2 separate regions of the Homo sapiens genome follow, and region 2 is linked to region 1. Evidence: read pairs that join two places in POLR2A ChIA-PET (ENCODE). Cell type or tissue: PC-9. All regions are shown on one strand. Region 1 overlaps TMEM184B (transmembrane protein 184B). Region 2 overlaps BAIAP2L2 (BAR/IMD domain containing adaptor protein 2 like 2).

Region 1 (5,000 bases):
AGCCTCAAGGAGACCATGAACCCGCACGACATCGTGCAGGACGCCATCCACAACTTCTCACCTGCCTACCAGCAGTACACGCAGCAGTCCACCCTGGAGCCTGGGCCCACCTGGCGTGGTGGCGCCCACGGCCTCTCCCGCTCCCACAGCCTCAGTGGCGCCCGCGACAACGAGAAGACTCTCCTGCTCAGCTCTGATGATGAATTCTAGGTGCGGGCTGCAGTGGCGGAAGTGCTGGCGCCATAGCCACGGTCAGGCTGTGCCCCACCTCCAGCCTCACCACCAGGCCAGGAGGCAGCTGGCACAGTGCTCACGCCGCCTTTATTTATTGGACCAGAAACACTCACATGTCACTTCCAGAGGAACGGGGGACAGCCAGGCTCGCCCATGGGCCTTCAGGAATATTTATACATGGCCCAGCCTGCACTGCCCGGGCGAGGGCAGAGGACACTGGGAGCAAGGCTTATGCCCCTGCTGCCCGTCCTGTGCTGGGGGCATGCTGGGACCAGCCGCACCCAGGCCCCAATGCTTGTGTGTGGACCAGCGGCTGCAGCCTTCTAGCCCCTCCTCCCCGCGAGACTCTCAGGCTGAGGTCGGCAAGCCGTGGCTCCCCCACACACCGTGCAATACCCTGTCTGACCTGGGCTCTTCCCGCCTGCATCCCTCCCCTGTCCACCTTTGTCCAGTGCTAGATTCACCTCACCCCGGGCAGGAGTGGGGATGTGGGCGCTCTGTGGTCCTCCCCTCCTGACCCAGGCCTCTGTGGCATGCTGCAAGGATCAGAGCCAGACACCAGGAGTCACAGGCCCCACCCAGGAAGGGCATTCAGGGCCCCTGGGCACCGCTTCTGTTGAAGCAGGGGCTTCTGGGCCCCTGGGTATCCCCACCTGTCGTGGCCACACCTCTGCCTGCCTCATGCCCCTTCCCCCTGGCCTACCAAGGACAGCCCACAGCCCGCACTGCCGGCTCACTTGGGTCCTTCCTCGATAGCTTTGGGCAGAGCCCTTGCTTCCTGGCTGCTTCAGGGCTCAGGGGCTCCCAGCCCTCCTTCCCAGGCTGATGCTGGGTCCTCTCTCTCTTTGGGGCTTCTCCCTCCCGTTTCAGGGGAAAGGTCTGAGTCTCCACGTTTCAGACCAGCTTCTGGGGGAAGGCAGTCCGGCAGGGAGACCGGGAGGGGTGGCCACACAGTGGGGAGCTGGGAGGTGGGGGGAATGGTCCCAGACTCCTCTCGGGGCCCCTATCCACACAGGGCCTGGTGTTCTACCCCATCTGGCCCCTGGCCCATCTCTTCTGTGCCTTAGTCACATATGAAAGCGCCCCTCCCTGGCTCCCCATCTGTCCCACACGCTCCCTGGGGCTCTTAGTTCAGCTGCTGGCACTCGCAGGATCCTGCAGTGCTGGGCCCAGAGCCCTTGGACAGGCCTCAGGAGTGGTCAGGACCACCAAGCCCCTCCTCTCCCCCTCCACACCTCTAGACCTGGGGCCTCCGGAACCCCCAGCAGGCTGGGCTTATACTAGCTCCTGACTTAGGAAGAGCCTCGTGTCACAACACGTGTCCCTACAGGCAAAGTGTCCTGGCATTTAAAACCCAGATTATCCCTGGGTTTGGGCTGCAGTCACCTGGAGAAGCTGGTAGGGTAAGGGAGAGGGACCCTGCCGGTGTTCACTGGGGATTCTTTCTTTTGGTCCTTCCTGGAATGAACAGGTTCCCTCCCTGCCACCTGTGAGGAGAGTTGGGGCCCAGCCGTCTTCCTGGCCTCCTTCCTTTCCTCGTGGCAGAGGCCTGCATGTGGGTGCCAGAGGCCAGCTCTCCCCCTCCATCTTGGGGGGGCGGAGCAGTTGGGCCCAAGCTGCCCGGGAGGGTGGGTGCAGACACAGGCTGAGGACCAGCCCTGGCCCTGCCCCGCCATCTGCTTTCACCAAGCTGTCTCTCCACCGTGGCTTCCCTTCTCCCTCCAGGCCAAAGTGCTGCTGATTCCCACTCCCTTGGTTTTCGCCTGCCCAGCGTTGCTGTTTGCGTGGAGGGTGGGGGGAGCTCAGTGGCAGGGAATCAGCGGTCCGTGGGGTCGTGGGGACGGGAACATGTGCCCGACCGCTCCATCCCCTCCTCCTCCTTAGGATGCATAACCTACCTTGTCTTTTTTTTTTTTAATTTTCTTTCCAGGTAGAGTAGCTCTTTGTACATAAAGAATACTTGAAAAATTAATTGTATGATGTATGAGAAGACAGAGTCTCCTAGTTTTGTATCTTGTTGTATGACTGCCATGAGTTCCACCAGAAAGCCACTCTATTTTGGTCTCTGTGACATTTTAAATGCGTGACAGAAGTGAGCAAATAAAGTGAGGAAGAAATCTATATATGAGATAATATAGATTGTATTGAAATCTCTGCCTGTGGGTGAGGTTTTTCCTTCCTCCTCCCTGCCCCCTGCTCTGGCTTTGGGGTGGGTGGAGTGGCTGTGGGTACAGGCGGCTTAGGAAACCCTCTCCTTCCTGTGTGTAACCTTTCAGTGATGGGGGTTCGGATTGATAGGGACCAAGGTCAAGGCCCAGGCCCCCCTTGGACAAAGGGTCTCCCCAACCTCCAGCCAGTTCCCAACCCAGGACGGCCGGGCCGCAGGCGGTCGATGCTCCTTCCCTGTTTGGTCAACCAGGTCCATGGGGCCCACATGCTGGCAGCCCCGCTCCTGCAGGCATCTCCCAGGATTTCCTGGGATCCCCCTTTCAGACGAGCTTCCTGCGTCTCTGGGACTGTCCTCCACCCTGGGACCCTCAGGGCCAGGGACCCTGGGGCAGGGGGCCGCTGGCTGTGGGCACAGTGCCTGGCCTCTCTGGTACCGCATGCCTTCTTGGGGCCTGGCTTGCTGCTGACGGGAGCACTCAGGAATGCGGTGTGGGTGGGGGAATTCCCACCAGCCTCCCGAGGCGGGTAAATAGCCTGCGTCCTCCCGCAGCTTCCTGCTGCCCTTCCCGCAGGCCTGAGCTCAGCATTTCAGGGTCATGGGCTTGGCAGGGAAAGCACCGAGCCCCAACCTGAGAAGGGGAGAAAGCCCCGTGGACACGGCCTACCTACGTGATCTGGCCCTTTCCCGGACTCAAATCCTGCACCTTCGCCCAACTGGTCCCTTACCCCGCGGGCCCCATACCCAGCCAGCCCCATACCCAGCCATAGAGTTGGCCTCACCTCGGTCTGTGCCACTGTAAATGTGTGTTCGGAGTGTTAAAACCTGCAGCCCCACAGGTCTCCAGGGTTTTTCGCACGTAATGCCCCATAGCATCTTCATTTTACAGATGGTAAACTGAGACTGTAAGAAACCAAATAAGTACCAAAGATCCCACAGCTAAGAACAGACACCTAGATTCAAACCCCAATTGCCGTGACCCACAGACCACAGTATACTCCACTCCTTCTTCAGGGTGCCCCAGAAGGGCTGGCAGATTGGGTTGAAATTAGTGAGTTTGAGGCCTAGGACAAGACACAGGGTTATGGTTTAGGCCTGCAGGTGGGGGCTGGGAAAGCCACTCTCCCTGCCTCCCTGGGCATTCCGAAACATGGGGAAGATAGTTTCCACTTGGCTGTAGAAAATCAGATCTCAATGTGAAAGTGCTGGAAAAATTACTCTGAAATCTGGGTTTTTTCCTCTCTGGGTGGGACTGTCTGTTCACTAAAGGGATGCCCAGGGAATTTAACCCTAAATTTCTTCTTCTTTTGAGACAGGGTCTGTGTCACCTAGATTGTGCAGTGGTGCAATCATAGCTCACTGCAGCCTCAAACTCCTGGGCTCAACCACACCACCATGACTGGCTAATTGTTTTCTTTTCTTTTCTTTTCTTTTTTTTTTTTTTTTTGAGATGGAGTCTTGCTCTGTCACCCAGGCTGGAGTGCAGTGGCGCGATCTCAGCTTACTGCAACCTCTGCTTCCCGGGTTTAAGCGATTCTCTCTTGTCTCAACCTCCTGAGTAGCCAGGACTACAGACATGCGCCACCACACTCAGCTATGTTTTTCTGTTTTTTGTTTTGTTTTTCTTTTTTTTTTTGAGACGGAGTCTCACTCTGTCGCCCAGGCTGGAGTCCAGTGGCGCGATCTCAGCTCACTGCAAGCTCCGCCTCCCGGCTTCACACCATTCTCCTGCCTCAGCCTCCCGAGTAGCTGGGACTACAGGCGCCCGCCACCATGCCCGGCTAATTTTTTTTGTATTTTTAGTAGAGACGGGGTTTCACCGTGTTAGCCAGGATGGTCTCGATCTCCTGACCTCGTGATCTGCCTGCCTCAGCCTCCCAAAGTGCTGGGATTACAGGCATGAGCCACCGCACCCGGGCCATGTTTTTTTTTTGTTGTTGTTGTTTTTTGTATTTTTAGTAGAGACGGGGTTTCACCGTGTTAGCCAGGATGGTCTCGATCTCCTGACCTCGTGATCCGCCTGCCTCAGCCTCCCAAAGTGCTGGGATTACAGGCGTGAGCCACCGCACCCGGGCCATGTTTTTTTTTTGTTGTTGTTGTTTTTTGTATTTTTAGTAGAGACGGGGTTTCACCATGTTGGTCAGGCTGGTCTTGAACTCCTGACCTCAAATGATCCACCCGCCTCAGCCTCCCAAAGTGCTGGGATTACAGGTGTGAGCCACTGCGCCCGGCCTGTTTTCTTACTTTTAAATTTCTTGTAGAGATGGGGGTCTTGCTATGTTGCCCAGCCTGGTCTCAAACTCCTGGCCTCAAGTGATCCTCCCACCTCAGCCTCTTCAGTAGCTGGAACAATAGGCATGTGTACCACCACATGTGGCTAATTATTTTTTATTTTTTGTAGAGATGGGGTGTCACTATGTTGCCCGGGTTGCTCTTGGACTCCTAGTCTCAGATGATCCTCTTGCTTCAGCCTCCCAAAGTGCTGGGATTACAGGTGTGAGCCACCATGCTCCGCCAGAATCCAGTCCTAAATTTCATTGTGCCCATGGCTTTGTCTTCCCAGGAGCTCCTGTGCTCTAAGCAACCAAGAGGAAGCATC
Region 2 (5,000 bases), 120 kb after region 1:
GAGTGTCACTCTGTCTCCCAGGCTGGAGTGCAGTGGTGTGATATCGGCTCACTGCAAGCTCCGCCTCCCAGGTTCACGCCATTCTCCTGCCTCAGCCTCCCGAGTAGCTGGGACCACAGGCGCCTGCCACCATGCCGGGCTAATTTTTTTTTTTTGGTATGTTTAGTAGAGACGGGATTTCACCGTGTTAGCCAGGATGGTCTTGATATCCTGACCTCGTGATCCACCCGCCTTGGTCTCCCAGAGTGCTGGGATTACAGGTGTGAGCCACCGCACCCGGCCGTGCCTGGATAATTTTTAAACTCTTTTTATAGAGATGAGGTCTCACTATGTTGCCCAGGCTGGTCTTGAACTCCTGGCCTCAAGCAGTCCTCCCATCTGGGCCTCCCAAAGTGCTAGGATCACTTTTAGACCATTGATTCATTTTCTTCTGTTTCATGGGCCTTTCTGGTGTGTTTTGGTTGTCAGTAGGAATGTTATTCTCTTCCATATTCTCTTTTTTCTAATAATAACTTTCTATTGGATTTCACCTCAGAGATTGTCTGTGGAAAAGTAGGTTTTTTCCTGAAATTGTAAAAGGAGCACAGTCAAGACAGCTCTTCTCACTTTGCAAGATCTCTTTCTGTTGTTCTTATGTAGTTTTCCAAAAATATGGCAGCTCCCTTTCTGCAATTTCCTGGTTCCGTTCATGCTCCTACTTTTGTTAGACTTTCTCTTTCCTTTTGTGTCTGTTGTCCTTGTTCCTGATTTTGATCCTCCTCACGGCATTCTCTCCTCCACATGGGCCCTGTCTGGATGGGAGCCTGGCTGGTCAGTTTCAAGACTTCCTAGAGGCTCGACTACTCCAGCCCCTTCAGACTTTACCAGGGACCTCTTACCTTCACCCTTTGGACTCACAAACTCCTTGGAGTTTCAGCTGCTGTTCACAGACTGGCCTACTGAGCTTCCCATGACCATCTGCTGGCCATGTCGGGGTGCACCTGTGCTCAGGTCCCTCAACGCCCAGCTACCTCCCACTGCTCCATCCACATGGATGCTGGTCACACTGACCTCACAGCCGGTGCTGATTTTTGTTTGGAGGGTTGTAGAGATATACTGTCATAGTTTTGTTCTGAATGTTGTCTTGAGTTTATTTTTTTCTTTTGGTGGTTTTGTTTGTTTTGTTTTGTTTGTTTGTTTGTTTTTTGAGACGGAATCTTGCTCTGTCACCCAGGCTGGAGTGCAATGGCGCCATCTCAGCTCACTGCAACCTCTGCCTCCCGGGTTCAAGCGATTCTCCTGCCTCAGCCTCCCAAATAGCTGGGATTATAGGCGCGTGCCACCATGCTCGGCTAATTTATGTACTTTTAGTAGAGATGGGGTTTCACTATGTTGGCCAGGCTGGTCTCAAACTCCTGACCTCAGGTGATCCACACACCTTGGCCTTCCAAAGTGCTGTGATTACAGGCATGAGCCACTGTGCCTGGACTTTTTTTTTTTTTTTTTTTTTTTTTGAGACAGGATCTCACTGTGTCACCCAGGCTGGAGTACAGTGGTGCAGTCACAGCTCATTGCAGCCTAGACTTCCTGGGCTCGGGCAATCCTCTCACCTCAGCCTCCCAAGTAGCTAGGACCACAGGCATGAACCACCACGTCTGGCTTTTTTTTTTTTTTTTTTTTTTTTTTTTTATGTAGAGACAGCATCTTACTATGTTGCCCAGGCTGGTCTGGAACTCTTGGGCTCGAGCAATCCTCCCACCTCAGCCTCCCAAAGTGCTGGAATTACAGGTGTGAGCCACTGTGCCTGGCTAGTCTTAAGTTTTTTATTTTGCTGTCTGGTTTCTCCATTCATTTTTAGGAGAAGATGAAGGAAGGTTTTGAAACTACATTTTATTTCCACCATCATCCCAGACCTGAGTTTTTTTTTCTACTGAGGTAAAGTTTACATACAATAAGATGAAGTTCCTAAATATGTTGAGTGTTAAGTTCAACAGATTTTGACAATTGTATGCCCTGTGTGGCCACCATGTTAAACAGGATTTATTTAGAACGTTTCCATCAACCCAGAAAGTTCTCTTATGTCCCTTTTGTCAGTGTCGCCCCCTAGGGGCAAAGGCTTTCTGACTTCTATCTCTGCAGATGAATTTTGCCTGTTCTAGTGCTTCGTTTGAGTGGAACTGTGCCCTGTATATTCTTTTGTGTCTAGCTTCTTTCACTCAGCATAAGGTCTGTAAGATTAATTCATGTTGTTGCATTGTATGAATCTGTTTGTGTCACTATCAAGGAATACCTGAGACTGGGTAATTTATAAGGAAAAGAGGTATATTTTGGCTCATGGTTCTGCAAACTGTACAAGCATGGCACCAACATCTACTTAGCTTCTCATGAGGGCCTCAGGAGGCTTACAATCATGGCGGAAGGTGAAGGGGTAACAGGTGCGTCACATGGCAAGACAGCAAGAGAGAGAGTGGGGAGGTGCTAAGCTTTATTTATTTATTTATTTATTTATTTATTTATTTATTTATTTATTTATTGAGACGGAGTTCCACTCTGTTGCCCAGGCTGGCATGCAGTGGTGCGATCTCGGCTCACTGCAACCTCCGCCCCCTAGGGTTCAAGCGATTCTCCTGCCTCAGCCTCCCGAGTAGCTGGGATTACAGGCAGCCGCCACCAGGCCCAGCTGATTTTTTTATTTTTAGTAGAGACGGGGTTTCAGCATGTTGGCCAGGCTGGTCACAAGCTCGGCCTCCCAAAGTGCTGGGATTGCAGGTGTGAGCCACCACGCCTGGCCTGAGTTCACAAAATTTAAGGAGGCAGTGCTGTGACATTCACACTAGCGCAGGGTCGGGAAGGCTTCCTTTTGATTGGATCCAGCGGAAAGCGGCCCCTCAGAAGCATCTACCTGGCATTTCTATAACAACGCACGTTTCTGTTCACCGTTGTATCACTCTGGAAACCTACGTGCCACTTCCTTCTTGGTGCTGACACCCTTCTCTACACACACACTGGCAGCCATAGCTCAGGGTTTCAGTACCAAAGAGGCACCCTCAAGCTCCCTTGCAGACTAGTGGGCACCAAAGTTTGGGAAATAACTGTGGGAGAAAACCTTAAACTTTAGAAATTTTATTATGTAGTGATTTTTTTCTGCATATTGGGAGGAGATTGCCAGCATTCCTTTTCTGGGCGATCCCCTAGCCCCGTGGGATGATGTGAGGACACCTAGAGCAGGAGGAAGGACCCACTGTGGGAAAAGGGTGTGTGGACAGAGGCTGCGCAGAGGCGGGAGGGCCTCCAGAGGAGGACGTGTCCGCGGGGTTGGGGAAGCACCTCTTGTGTCCCATGCAGCCTGAACCCTCCTGCAGCTGGAAGGGTTTAGGTCCAACTGCCCAACAACATGGAGTGACTCAGAGAAAGCTGATGGAGAATACAGGGTACCAGGGCATCACCTGGGCCCACAGAATCGAAGCTCATCAAGCTCTCAGAGAGCAGCTGGTCAAGCCTTTCCTTTTTCTTTTTTTTTTTCTTTTGAGACAGAGTTTCACTCTGTCACCCAGGCTGGAGTGCAGTGGCGTGATCTCCGCTCACTACAACCTCCGCCTCCCTGGTTCAAGTGATTCTCCTGCCTCAGCCTCCTGAGTAGCTGGGATTACAGGCACGCACCACCATGCCTGGCTGATTTTTGCATTTTTAGTAGAGATGGGGTTTCACCATGTTGGCCAGGCTGGTCTCGAACTCCTGGCCTCAGGTGATCCACCCACCTCAGCCTCCCAAAGTGCTGGGATTACAGGCGTAAGCCACCATGCCCAGGCTGGTCAAGCCTTTCCTGTTACAGATGGGGCAACTGAGGCCCAGAGATGGGTGGCAACTTGTCCAAAGTCACAAAGCAAATAGGAGGCAGAACTAGAATGAGGACGAAGCTTCTGAGCCTGAGCCCAGCAGCCTTTCCTGTCCTGCCCCGGTGGCCAGACATCCACTTGCCATGGGAACCTGTCACCTCCCAGGCCCATCTGAGACCTCAACAGCTTCTGAGTGTTTTTGCTGGGCTGTGCCCTGCCCATGGTGCTGAGGACACAGAGGTGAGCCATGGCCATAGCAGCTCCAAGGGGCTATGCATGGGGCCCTGGCCATAAATTCTGTATACAACTGGAGGAATGGACAACGAAGGAACAAATGTGCACCCATTCCAGAGACAAAACGAGGGAGCAATGGATTCTGCTTGGGAAAGTCAGGAAGACAGGAAGCTGGCACTGGAAGATAGGGAGGAAATTCCAGGCAGAGGGAATGATGTCATCAAAGCACAAACTAAGAATAAGACAAAAAATAAGAACCAGAAGACTCTGACACACTTATCAAGGGTTCGTTTCCAGGCAGCACTGCACTAAACATTGTGAATGTTTAACCATTTCGTCCTCCCTCCAGCCAGGTGGTGTTCTTGTCTCCGTTTCTCTGACAGGTGGGCAGGTGCCTGGTATATTAGGAGCACGATGGGCAGTCTGTTATAGCAGAAAGTGCAAGGGGGTGCTGGGGCCTGGGAACAGTAGGGGGGCCTTGATCACCCTCACCCTGCACTCCGCTCAGGTGCAGACATTCCATGGAGGCCTGCTGCAGCACATGGAGAAGAACACCAAGCTGGACATGCAGTTCATCAAAGTGAGTCTGGCCTCCCCACTCGGCCCCCAACTCACTGCAGGCAGGACCCCCTCTCCCATTTGACAGGTAGGCACACACAGGCCAGTGCTGAGCACTGACTGGGCCCCAGATTATCCATGTTCCCAGCTGAGCCCCAAGTCTCCAAACTTCCAGGGCCCTGATCTCTGGGAGGGGTGTCTTGAGCTCTCTGATGTGGGGGGATTCTCCCTCCCCGACTCCACCCTACCCCAGGACAGCCGCCAGCACTATGAGCTCGAGTACCGCCACCGAGCGGCCAACCTGGAGAAGTGCATGTCTGAGCTGTGGCGCATGGAGCGCAAGAGAGACAAGAACGTGCGGGAGATGAAGGTGCGAGGGCCGGGAAGCGGGGG

The links. ChIA-PET counts read pairs that join two places held together with the same protein. Peaks named below come from ENCODE experiments on the same cell type or tissue, not always from the same donor. Only the 100,000 strongest peaks of a DNase experiment are listed, where the experiment ranks them.
Region 2: POLR2A ChIA-PET joins it to region 1 with 8 read pairs; 17 of 35 experiments call an interaction of 5 or more read pairs at or near these places.

The regions. Positions count from the first base shown.
Region 1 is chr22:38,216,679-38,221,678 of GRCh38, reverse strand. It overlaps TMEM184B (transmembrane protein 184B), which reads left to right. Exons shown (of 9, transcript NM_012264.5): 9 at 1-2,388. The coding sequence ends at 210. Among named protein-coding and RNA genes, the nearest start is that of SNORA92, 5.5 kb to the left of the region's middle. RefSeq lists enhancers at 2,150-3,001, 2,274-3,473. In PC-9, no CTCF peak of the experiment used is centred here; a DNase peak (open chromatin) is centred at 2,928; H3K27ac peaks cover 3,503 bases.
Region 2 is chr22:38,098,040-38,103,039 of GRCh38, reverse strand. It overlaps BAIAP2L2 (BAR/IMD domain containing adaptor protein 2 like 2), which reads left to right. Exons shown (of 14, transcript NM_025045.6): 5 at 4,558-4,629; 6 at 4,861-4,977. Among named protein-coding and RNA genes, the nearest start is that of BAIAP2L2, 10 kb to the left of the region's middle. RefSeq lists an enhancer at 4,154-4,708. In PC-9, CTCF peaks have their summits at 1,875 and 2,078 (motif pointing left); a DNase peak (open chromatin) is centred at 2,068.